3 separate regions of the Homo sapiens genome follow, and all the other regions are linked to region 1. Evidence: chromatin contacts called from ENCODE Hi-C or POLR2A ChIA-PET data. All regions are on one chromosome and are shown on one strand. Each heading gives the region's core, a stretch centred on a gene start or an enhancer-like site at or near the end of the contact. The rest is flanking DNA. Distances are from core to core; before and after follow the strand shown.

The links. A loop is a pair of places that touch in the nucleus more often than their neighbours do. ChIA-PET counts read pairs that join two places held with the same protein, here RNA polymerase II (POLR2A). Pooled maps may share reads with other maps.
Region 2: a pooled map shows a loop between it and region 1 (7-fold over the local background). The contact joins the promoter of EPB41 here to the promoter of MED18 in region 1. A Hi-C loop is called at or near these places in 1 of 37 single-sample maps with no recorded cell type and 6 of 50 pooled maps. POLR2A ChIA-PET finds 5 or more read pairs at or near these places in 4 of 52 experiments (B cell, CD4-positive, alpha-beta T cell, T-cell and 1 more).
Region 3: a loop to region 1 is called in a pooled map, with 12 times the contacts of the local background. The contact joins the promoter of FAM76A here to the promoter of MED18 in region 1. A Hi-C loop is called at or near these places in 1 of 37 single-sample maps with no recorded cell type and 7 of 50 pooled maps. POLR2A ChIA-PET finds 5 or more read pairs at or near these places in 4 of 52 experiments (CD4-positive, alpha-beta T cell, activated B cell, activated T-cell and 1 more).

Annotation. Positions count from the first base shown.
Region 1 is chr1:28,327,146-28,330,533 of GRCh38, forward strand. It overlaps MED18 (mediator complex subunit 18), which reads left to right and starts at 1,895. Exons shown (of 3, transcript NM_017638.3): 1 at 1,895-2,035. RefSeq lists enhancers at 1,929-2,436, 2,437-2,944.
Region 2 is chr1:28,912,478-28,916,281 of GRCh38, forward strand. EPB41 (erythrocyte membrane protein band 4.1) reads left to right here and starts at 2,092. Exons shown (of 21, transcript NM_001376013.1): 1 at 2,092-2,291. RefSeq lists a silencer at 1,857-2,516 and an enhancer at 2,737-2,896.
Region 3 is chr1:27,724,442-27,727,774 of GRCh38, forward strand. FAM76A (family with sequence similarity 76 member A) reads left to right here and starts at 1,520. Exons shown (of 9, transcript NM_152660.3): 1 at 1,520-1,720; 2 at 3,031-3,095. The coding sequence starts at 1,640. RefSeq lists silencers at 864-1,506, 1,345-2,044.

The sequences.
Region 1 (3,388 bases), core at 645-3,144:
TCTCATTCAATGTCATGGCTTTTAGCTACCATCTATGAGGCTATGGTTTTGAAATCTCTATCTGTAGCCCATTTCTCTCCCCTGAACTTTGCCATTTGGGTGTCCCACAGACACCTGATGCTCAGTGGGTCTACATATGAACTCATCTTTCCTGTCTCACCCACACTGCTCTGTGTTTCCTAGCTTAGAGAAAAAAAGTGCTACGATAGCCACCCAAGACATCTGTGACTCCTTCATCTCTGTCTTTACCTCTGGTTAGTCATTAAAGAATTATTTTCCATATATATATAGAGGACAGAGTCTTGCTCTGTAGCCCAGGCTGGAGAGCAGTGGTGCAATTTCAGCTCACTACAACCTCTGCCTCCTGGGTTCAAGCAATTTTGGTCTCTTGACCACCTGAGCCACCTGAGTAGCTGGGACTACAGGCGTGTGCCACCACACCCGGCTAATTTCCTCTTTTTACTTTTTTTTTTGAGCCGGAGTCTTGCTCTGTCGCCCAGGCTAAAGTGCAGTGGTGCGATCTCGGCTCACTGCCAGCTCTGTCTCCCAGGTTCACACCATTCTCCTGACTCAGCCTCCCAAGTAGCTGGGACTACAGGCGCCCGCCACTACGCCCAGCTAATTTTCTGTATTTTTAGTAGAGACAGGGTTTCACCGTTAGCCAGGATGGTCTCGATCTCCTGACCTCGTGATCCACCCCCCTCGGCCTCCCAAAGTGCTGGGATTACAGGCGTGAGCCACCGCGCCTGTCCTCTTTTTACATTTTTAAAATCTTTTTCTGACATTTGTTTCTCAGCTGGAGTTGTACCAAAGCGCCTAACTGGTCGTTTTTCTTTAATTTTTTTCCAGACAGGATCTCCCTCTGTTGCACAGGCTGGAGTGCAGTGGCGCTATCTCAGCTCACTGCAACCTCTGCCTCCTGGACTCAAGCAATCCTCCCACCTCAGCCTCCCAAGTAGCTGGGACTGCAGGTGCGAGCCACTACGTTCAGCTAATTTTTTGTATTTTTTGTAGACACAGGGTTTCACCATGTTGTTCAGGCTGGTCTTGAATTCCTGAACTCAAGCCATCTGCCCGCCTTGGCCTCCCAAAGTGCTGGGATTACAGGCCTGAGCCACCGTGTCCGGCCTGGTCTTTTTTCTCTAGGCTCTCTCCTTTCCCAAACTTTTCTCCATGTTGTAGCCAGGGTTCTTTTAAAGCTCACATGTATTCTTTGGTATGGCACTGCAGAGTACTCCTGGATCTGGACCTACTCCTTTTCCAGACTCTTTTTTTTTTTTGAGACAGAGTCTCTCTCTGTAGCCCAGGCTACAATGCAGTGGCGCGATCTCGGTTCGCTGCAACTTCCGCCTCCCGCGTTCAAGCGATTCTCCCACCTCAGCCTCCCTAGTAGCTGGGATTACAGGCGCGCGTCACCATGCCCGGCTAATTTTTGTATTTTTAATGGAGACGGAGTTTTACCATCTTGGCCAGGCTGGTCTCGAACTCCTGACCTCAAGTGATCCGCCTGCCTCGGCCTCCCAAAGTGCTGGGGTTACAGGCGTGAGCCACCGCGCCCAACCCCTCAGTTCTTTTTTCTTTTGAAACCCACTATAATCTCTGTAAGTCCTATCAGTTCCAAGAGACTTTCTACACAAATACATCTCCAGGTTGTCAAACCTAAAAAGATTTTCCTAGAGCATGGCCTATGACGTCAAGGATCCAGGTAGCGCCCGGAGGAAAGCGCCAAAGGAGGCCGCCATCTTTCATACAGCAGCCCGGAATTTTGCGCATGCGCCTCTGATTGTCTGTCCGCAATGAAGCTCTTCGGCCTTCTCGGCACCCATACGTTTGGGAACGGCAGTTTCGAGGTTTGTGAGACGTCGGCTTCCGACCGGAAGTGAGAAGAGGAGGAAGTTGGCTGGTTGCACCGATCTGGGGGCTTCCCGGGCTCGGGTAACCGGAGTGCTGGTATCTAATCGTCGCTCAAAAGCTCCTAGGTGCGCGGGTGGATATAATTCCCGGCTTCTCGAGAAGACACTACAGCCTCAAGGAGGTGTGCTTCTAGTGTTTAATTGGATACGTGTTATGGATGCCGGCTTAGAAGGACCTATATACCATCATCTTAAAATAACTTCCCCTTGGCTCTCTCTCTCTTTTTTTTTTTTTTTTTTTTTTTGAGACGGAGTTTCGCTCTTGTTGCCCAGGCTGGAGTGCAATGGCGCGATCTCGGCTCACCGCAACCTCGCCTTCCGGGTTCAAGCGATTCTCCTGCCTCAGCCTCCTGAGGAGCTGGGATTACAGGCGCTCGCCACCAGGCCTGGCTAATTTTTTGTATTTTTAGTAGAGTCGGGGTTTCTTCATGTTGGTCAGGCTGGTCTCGAACTCCCAACCTCCAGTTGATCCGCCGGCCTCGGCCTCCCAAAGTACTGAGATTACAGGCGTGAGCCACCGCGCCCGGCCTTGGCTCTCTTTAAAAGGCATTTTTAGGCTAGCCGCAGTGTGGTCTCCCGCCTGTAGTAGTCCCAGCTACTCGGCTTGAGCCCAGGAGTTCGAGGTTATAGTGAGCTAGGAACTCCCCACTGCACTGCAGCCTGGGCTACAGAGCGAGATCCTGTCACCAAAAAAGAAAAGCGTACGGGGGAAGGCATTTTCAGAGAGATAGAACGCCTAGATGTTAGTTTGGTCCAAACTCTGCTACCAACTTGCTGTGTGTATCCTTCTGTCCCTCTCCAAGTCTCAATATCCTCATCTATAAAACGAAGGTCCCTTAAGTCACTTTTTCAGTTCTTCTGAATTTTGTTGCCTCTTTATTATCTCGTTTGAGCCACATAGCCTTGGGAGTTAAAAATCACTGGCCTTTGGCCGGGCACGGTGGCTCACACCTGTAATGCCAGCACTTTGGGAGGCCGGATCACCTGAGTATCACCTGAGGCCAGGAGTTCGAGGCCAACCTGGCCAACATGACGAAACCCCGTCTCTACTAAAAATACAAAAAAAATTAGCTGGGCTTGGTTGCGGGCGCCTGTAATCCCAGCTACTCGGGAGGCTGAGACAGGAGAATCGCTTGAACCTGGGAGGCAGAGGCTGCAGTGAACAGAGATTGCGCCATTGCACTCCAGCCTGGGCGACAAGAGTGAAACTCCGTCTCAAAAAAAAAAAAAAAAAAAAATCACTGGCCTCATTTTATAAGGAAGACATTGAGTCCCAGGGTGAGGGGTTATAGATAGGACTTTCTCAAGATTGCACAGGTAATGTGGAGGTTTCAGAACTTGAGACTAGAAGGTAATGCTGTAACTCCATGACCAGATCTCCTTTCTATATTTCTGTGTCATCAGTTCCTGGAACTGGCCATATAAGGAAATACTCAAACGTTTTTGAATGAATGAATCTTTGATTTGAAGGCCAG
Region 2 (3,804 bases), core at 842-3,341, 590 kb after region 1:
TATTATATTTGCCAGTTCCACACCTCTCAGTCCACATTTTAGTCTCTGAATAGTAATAATAATTAACACACATAGATCTTACTATGAGCTAGGCACTGCTCTAAGTCCTTTACATATTTTAACTCATTTAATTCTGTTTTCCTTTTTCTTTTTTTTGAGATGGAGTCTTGCTCTTGTCACCCAACCTGGAGTTCAATGGCATGATCTCGGCTCTCTGCAACCTCCACCTCCTGGGTTCAAGTGATTCTCCTGCCTCAACCTCCGAGAATAACTGAGATTACAGGTGCCTGCCACCAGGCCCAGCTAAGTTTTGTATTTTTAGTAGAGATGGGGTTTCACCATTTGGCCAGGCTGGTCTCGAACTCCTGACCTCAGGTGATCCGCCTGCCTCAGCCTCCCAAAGTTCTGGGATTACAGGCATGAGCCACCATGCCTGGCCTAATTCTTACAGTAACTCTGTGAGGTGGGAACTATTATTATCCTTCTCCCTCCCCCAACCCTCGTTTTTGTTTTTAGGGATGGAGTCTTGCTCTGTTGCCCAAGCTGGAGTGGAATGGCATGATCCTAGCTCACTGTGGCCTTGAACTCCTGTGCTTGAGCAATCCTCCCACCTCAGCCTCCCACTATAGGTGGGAGTCCCAGCTACTTGGACATATTATCCCCTTTTATGGTGTTGAAAAATGAGGCACAGCCGGGCGCGGTGGCTCAAGCCTGTAATCCCAGCACTTTGGGAGGCCGAGAAGGGCGGATCACGAGGTCAGGAGATCGAGACTAACACGGTGAAACCCCGTCTCTACTAAAAATACAAAAATTAGCTGGGCGTGGTGGTACACGCCTGTAGTCCCAGCTACTCGGGAGGCTGAGGCAGGAGAATCGCTTGAACCCGGGAGGCAGAGGTTGCAGTGAGCCGAGATTCCGGCACCGCACTCCAGCCTGGTGACAGAGCGAGACTCCGTCTCAAATAAATAAATAAATAAATAAAAGAAAAATGAAAATCAAACCATTAGAAAAGGCTGGAGACTAAGAATTGAACCCAGGCAATCTGTTTCCAGAGGCTGTGCTGGGATCGTGAAGGGGCTGTGATTAGATATCAGGAATGTCTAGCTGGCATCTACAGACTCTGCTGTCAGATGGCCTGGCTTCTTATCCTGTCAGTTTTAAGTCTCTCTGCTTCAGTTTCCTCATCTCTAAAATAGAACACCAGATCCTATCTTACCTTCTAGGTATCATGCTTAAAACAAAAGCCTTCTTTCTGCACTGTGGGTCCGAAGCCTGTTCACAGACCAGCCTAGCAGGGAGTAGGAAGGGTCAAGGGGTCTCTGACACTTCTGGAAGGAAATAAAGACACACTAAGCAATTGTCAGAGCAACCCTCAGTTCATCTGGAGACCAGACCTCGGAAGCTAGGTCTTTATAATGTTGAGATTGCCAGGGGGGAATTAGGAGATCCTTAAATGCAGAAGACAGGTTCAATCTTGGCGTGGTCTCAACACTTAGCTTCCATTTCAGGCCTTACACAGCTGGCACGAGAGGTAAAGTCTCATCGAATGTCAGGGTTGGAAGGGCGCCTAGAGACAGTCAAACTAGTGGATGGGGAAACTGAGGTACAGAGAAGCTGAGTGACTTACCCGAGGTCACTAAGCGTTTAGGGGGAGTCAGTTGGGGTAGCCTGGCTACAACCTCTACGCGAGTTACTTCCCTGAGGCTTCCAAATCTCGGCCTCTTACTTGGAAGGAGGAAAGGGCCTCACCGTCCAGGGCTCTAGCTGCCTCATGCCCCACGTGGGTGCTGCGGGATCCCGGAACACCCCGGCTCCAGACCGGGTTCGACTTGCGCGTGCGCACACGCGGCCAGCCCCTTGCCTTTTCCTCTCTCTTTTTCGTTCCCCTCTCCTCTCCTTACCGGCCTAGGGGAGGGGGGAAACAAGGGGAGCTAGAAGTTGGCCTCAGCCAATGGGCGGACGGGCCGCGGGCCCGGCCCCCTCCTTCCCTCCGGCGCGGCCCAATAGAAATTTACTACAATGTTGTGGCGAACTGAGGGGGAGGGGCGCGGGCCGGCGGGCGGGCTGCGGGCCGGGCTGGCCTCGCCTCGCAGAGGGAAGGCGGGAGGGCGCGCGCCAGGGTCGCTCGCTCGCTCCCTCCCTCCGCTGGTGCGTTTAGTCAGTCAGCCAGCAGCAGCCGGCGGGCCCGCGAGCCGCAGAGGGCCCGAGCCTCGGACGCCGGCGCCTCCTCCTGCCATTGTTCGTCGGGCTGCAGCAGTGGCGGGCGCAGGAGCCCGGCCCCGGAGCCACCGGTGAGGCGAGGCGGCGGCGGCGGCGCGGGAGCCGGGGCGGTGGGCGTGGAGCTGTCCCCGTGGGGACGGTCCTGGCGGCCGCGGCGGCGCTGCAGCCTCTTTGTCTGCAACCCCCGACAGGCCCCGGGCCGGGGCGCGGGCTCTCCCGCGGAGGAGCCTCGTGTGCACGCCGAGTCGCCAGCCGGGACGCGGCCCGAGGAGCGAGGGGCGGGCCAGAGCCGCTGAGGAAAGGGGAAGGGGTTGCGTCGCGGGAGTGTTGGAAAGTTAGGCTTGAGATGTATTTTTGACGGTCCCCTCGGGTGCGTCAATCACGGTGCGGTGTGCAGGAGCCTCGGGAGGAAACCAAATGCGGAGAATCGCAGGTTTCAGACGGTGAAGGTGTTGCGTGCAGCCGCGGAGCGATTTCTTCCTGGCGAGGGAGCTGGGCTGTCTGCAGAAGTCAGGCGGAATCTGAGGACTGCAGGGAGCCCTGGCAAGACTTCGCAGGCCTTCCCGCCACCGACGCCTGCATCATTGAAAAACATGTTCCCCCTTAGTCTTCTGGGTTCCCAGCGAGCAGAGGGTTAAATCTATTCTCTCAGCGTCGTGACCTCCTTTTTCAGTTCGCGCATCTGTCGGCTTGGAAATCTTCCTCCGTGCTCGCTGGGCTGCTGTACCTGTGGAGAGGCCGGGTCTGGGCTCGCCCTCCGAGATTGACCAGCAGGCCATTATTCCTGGGGAGGTTTTGCCAAAACAGGTCATGCTCCCCAAGAACAGGCATTCTCTTGAGAAAAAGTGATCTCACGTGAAACAGATTGCTGATGGACTGGTTTCTGGCCACATGATAGCGACTGTCATCCTGTTGTTTCTTTAACTGTACCCTGTACCCTGCCATAAATGACTAGTCTGTGGAGACTTGTTTTTTGGCATGTAGTTGTTCATTAGGAGATAGTTTTTTCTTTTTCCTTTTTTTTTTTCAGATGCTTTTTTTTTTTTTTTTTTTTGTAGTCTGGGTGATTTCACAGCTGCTATTTTCTTCCCTTCTGTTTTTAGGGAAAATTGCAAGAAATGGTTGTGTCTTGTGTCTTGGATATTATTATAGTGGATTTATACTCTCTTGAGGATGTACTGTAGTCAATGCTGTTGCTCATTGTTGTTTTCTGTATTCTCAGTCCTGGCAAAAATTTTAGTTGGTTTGATCCCTTTAATCAAAAGCAGGATATATAGCCCGTATATGTTTCTTCCCGTCCCAGTTTTGTTAATGTAGCACTAACCCCTACTTTTTATGGAAACTTGATGTACTCTTCATTTTCCTTTTCTGTAAATTGAAAGTGTAATCAGTTCTTCGCCAGTTGTAAAATTTTTGGTTTGGGGTGTTATTAATATAATCCATGTAGCGTACATGCTATCTGGCGTACAGTAAGCACTCAATAAATGGCAGATTCAAAAATAGATGTAATAACTGAACACCAGATTGCCTTAGAATCAAAGTAGTTAATTCAGTGTGCTTTCTATAAGAAGCTTATAATTAAGG
Region 3 (3,333 bases), core at 270-2,769, 600 kb before region 1:
GCTGGTCTGGAACTCCTGACCTCAGGTGATCCTCGGGTGATTCACCCGCCTCGGCCTCCCAAAGTGCTGGGATTACAGGCGTGAGCCACCGCGTCCGGCCGACCCAGGCTGGTCTTAAATCCCAAGGCTCAAGTGATCCTCTGGCCTCAGCCTCCCAAAGTGCTGGGATTACAGTTGTGAGCCATCCCGCCCCGACTCATGTACTGGTTTTGATTCTCACAATGACCTCATTGTACAATTGAGAAAAACGAGGCCGTGAGAAGTTCAGTGATAGATCCAAGGTCATGTAGTTAGTTGTGGAACAGTGATTTGGAAACTTTGCTTTCTGATCCTAATGATTAATGCACATCTTTGGGGGATCCTACAAGGAAGCAGCCAGATTTGGGTTCAGAGAGAGTAAATTTTTTTTGTTGAGGCAGGGAAATAGAAGCCATTAAGTCAGTTTTTAATTGTAAAAAGCGCACGTTGAGGTAAAACTGCAATTAGTCCTGTACGGGTGGTTGGCAGAGCCAAGAGTAACCTATGCCCAAGAGCAGCTACAAGGCAGGACTTGGATAGGTCAGCAGTGCAGGAAGCTTTGCCAACACCTCAAGAACAAGAAGTCTGTCATTCCTTGGGCAGCTCCTATACATGCCAAGCTGGAGCCAAAGAGAGGCAGGGGAGCCCGGAGGGCGTGGCTTGCCTTCCGGAAGTCAGGCCTCGTCAGGAATCACCAGGTGGTTGCTTGCGAGAGAAGCTGGGGGTGAAACCGGAGAAAACAAAGTAGGAAGCAGGTCTGGGCCAATTGCAGCCCACTCTGATGGGGGCCTGCAGGCCACCGGACGCCTGAATATCTGTCCAATCCCTCCTGGAAGGACTGCCATCTCTTTAGTCCCTCTTCCGCAGCATAGGGGTGCTCTCTCTGGGGCTCTCCTTTTCTCTCCTAAGGCCCACAGCCCCACAGTTCCCTATTTAGGTGTCTTAAATTGAGGACACACTTCTAAATTGTCCCTCAGAGTCTCGTCTCCTCCTTTGAGCGAGGCTGGGCGGGCTCCTCCTGCTCCGATTATGAGGAACTTCTTTCCCAAGCTCCCCACCTTCTTTGGGCTTGGACGGCTGCAGAGTTCCAGTTAACTGTGCGCCGCCTTCGTTCCAATTGTACCCCTCGTGCTCCCAGAGGGCAGCTCCATGGAAACCAAAACATCACAAATCCCCGAAGGTATCGCGAGAAGCGCAGATGCGCCTGAGGCCGTGGAGAGGCGGAGCGAGGGCGGGAACGCTGAGCAAGTAGGGCGGAGCCTAAGCTCTTCCGAGGTCCCGGCCGGGAGCCTGTCCCCTCCAGGTGGCGCCCCCGCGTGACTGCGCTTTACATAATCGCGGCCTGGAGCGTCACAGTGGCGTACTCCAGGCCAGACCGAATCAGAGTGGGCGAAAGCTCCGTGTTCCGCCCCTTCCCACTTGATCGACGTCAAAGCCCACCAGTGAGCGGGCGTCTAGAGTCGCCGTGCCCGCCCCAGCCCGCCCGGGTCCGCCCCGACCCGCCTGCGCCCGCCCGCCTGCCGCAGCCAGCAGCCTGCAGCCGCCGCCGGGTTGTGCCTCAGACTGTCAGATAAATCGGCGGGCCGGGCCGGCGGGTCGGTGAGCGCGGCCCGGGCCGGACATGGCGGCGCTCTACGCCTGCACCAAGTGCCACCAGCGCTTCCCCTTCGAGGCGCTGTCTCAGGGGCAGCAGCTGTGCAAGGTGCGCGGGCTGGGGCGGCGGCCGGGAACTGGGGACGCAGGAGGCGCGGCCCGGAGCTCCAGATTCTGTGGGGACGCCCGGCGGGGTCCCCGGAGCAGGGTGTGGCAGGCCCGCCAGGCTGAGGAGCCGCACCCACCCCGCTGGGGGCCGGCGGGGCACGTGCGGGAGCCGGGACCCGGTCCAGGCTCCCGCGGCCGGCGTGTCCGGGTGCTTAGCAACCGTGGGGATTGTTCTCGGACCCCGTGAGGTCGGGGGAGGGACAGCGGGTCCCCTGCTTGCCCTGACTGGTCGCCTTCGGGATCCCTTTGCGCTGCCTCCCCCGCCGCCGCGGTCTCCCTGGTGGGGACCTCCTGCCCCTCCTGGGACTGAACTCCAAAGTTGGGTGCTGCCTTGGAGGAATGTGTCGAACTCGGGCTCCTCACGGGCACTTTTCGACCAGTTTCAGAATCGGAGGTAGCAAGGCTTGATTTTTTTTTTTTTTTTAAGCATCTCACTTTTCGGCCAGTCTCAGAATCGGAGGCAGCAAGGCTTTATGTTTTAAAAAAGCCCCACAGTCAGGCTCACAGATCCGAGGGATCACTTCTCAGCATCCAGTTGGTGGTCTTCGGTCTTCCCTGACTAGCTGCTGATCAGTTTTTGCTCCTGAAGGTCCAACTTCTCTTTTTCTTTTAAGTTGCTTTATCCCACTTTTACTTTTTAAGTGACTAGAGGTGCTGTGAGGCAACAGTTAAAAAGTCACCAAACTGGCTGAAGAATAATGTTGAGGTTATCCAATAATCCAGTTTGTGTCTCTGATTTGGATAACTCATAATTGTCACTTTTGCCTCAGATGGTCATGACTTTCCATTTGCCAGTTTTTATATACCAGGTCTGGGGGAATGCAAGTGCTTGAGTGCCCTTTTTGGCCTCAAAATATGTATATATGATTTTAAGGAAGTTATGTATATATAAATAATAATTTTAATCCAGCACTTTCATTTCACAAGTAAACCGCAAAATCACACAGTGGCAGAAGAACCAGGCCTGGAATTCAGGGCTTCTGATTCCCAGTCTGGGACTTGTTCATATATATGTTTGTTTTACAATTTATGGCTAGTTCCATATAATCCATATAAGTTCTTACTTAACTCCCACATCAACAGTAGGGAAGTGATGCCAGTATTACAGAGGAGAAAAATAAGGCCCAGAAAGTTTAAGTGACTCACTCAAGCATAGTAGCTATGCTAGAAATAGTACCCAGGTCGGCTTCCTACTGAAGGCTGTTTCCATTTGTGACTGCCTTTTAAAATTATATCCTCATTTCATTTCAGGAATGTCGGATTGCACACCCTGTTGTGAAGTGCACCTACTGCAGGACTGAGTACCAGCAGGAGAGGTAGAGTTTTGTTGACCATGAAAGATATTAATAGGCTTTTTTCCTCTTAAAATCTGTAATTGATTGCATTTCATGTACAGATGCTATAATCAGTTGCATTGTAAAATACAGATCTGTAATCAATCACATTATATACAGACTATAATTGCTAAATATTTAGGTCTATGATCCATCTTGAGTTAATTCATGTGTGGGGTGAGATATACAATGAAGGGTATATAATACATGTATTGTTTCC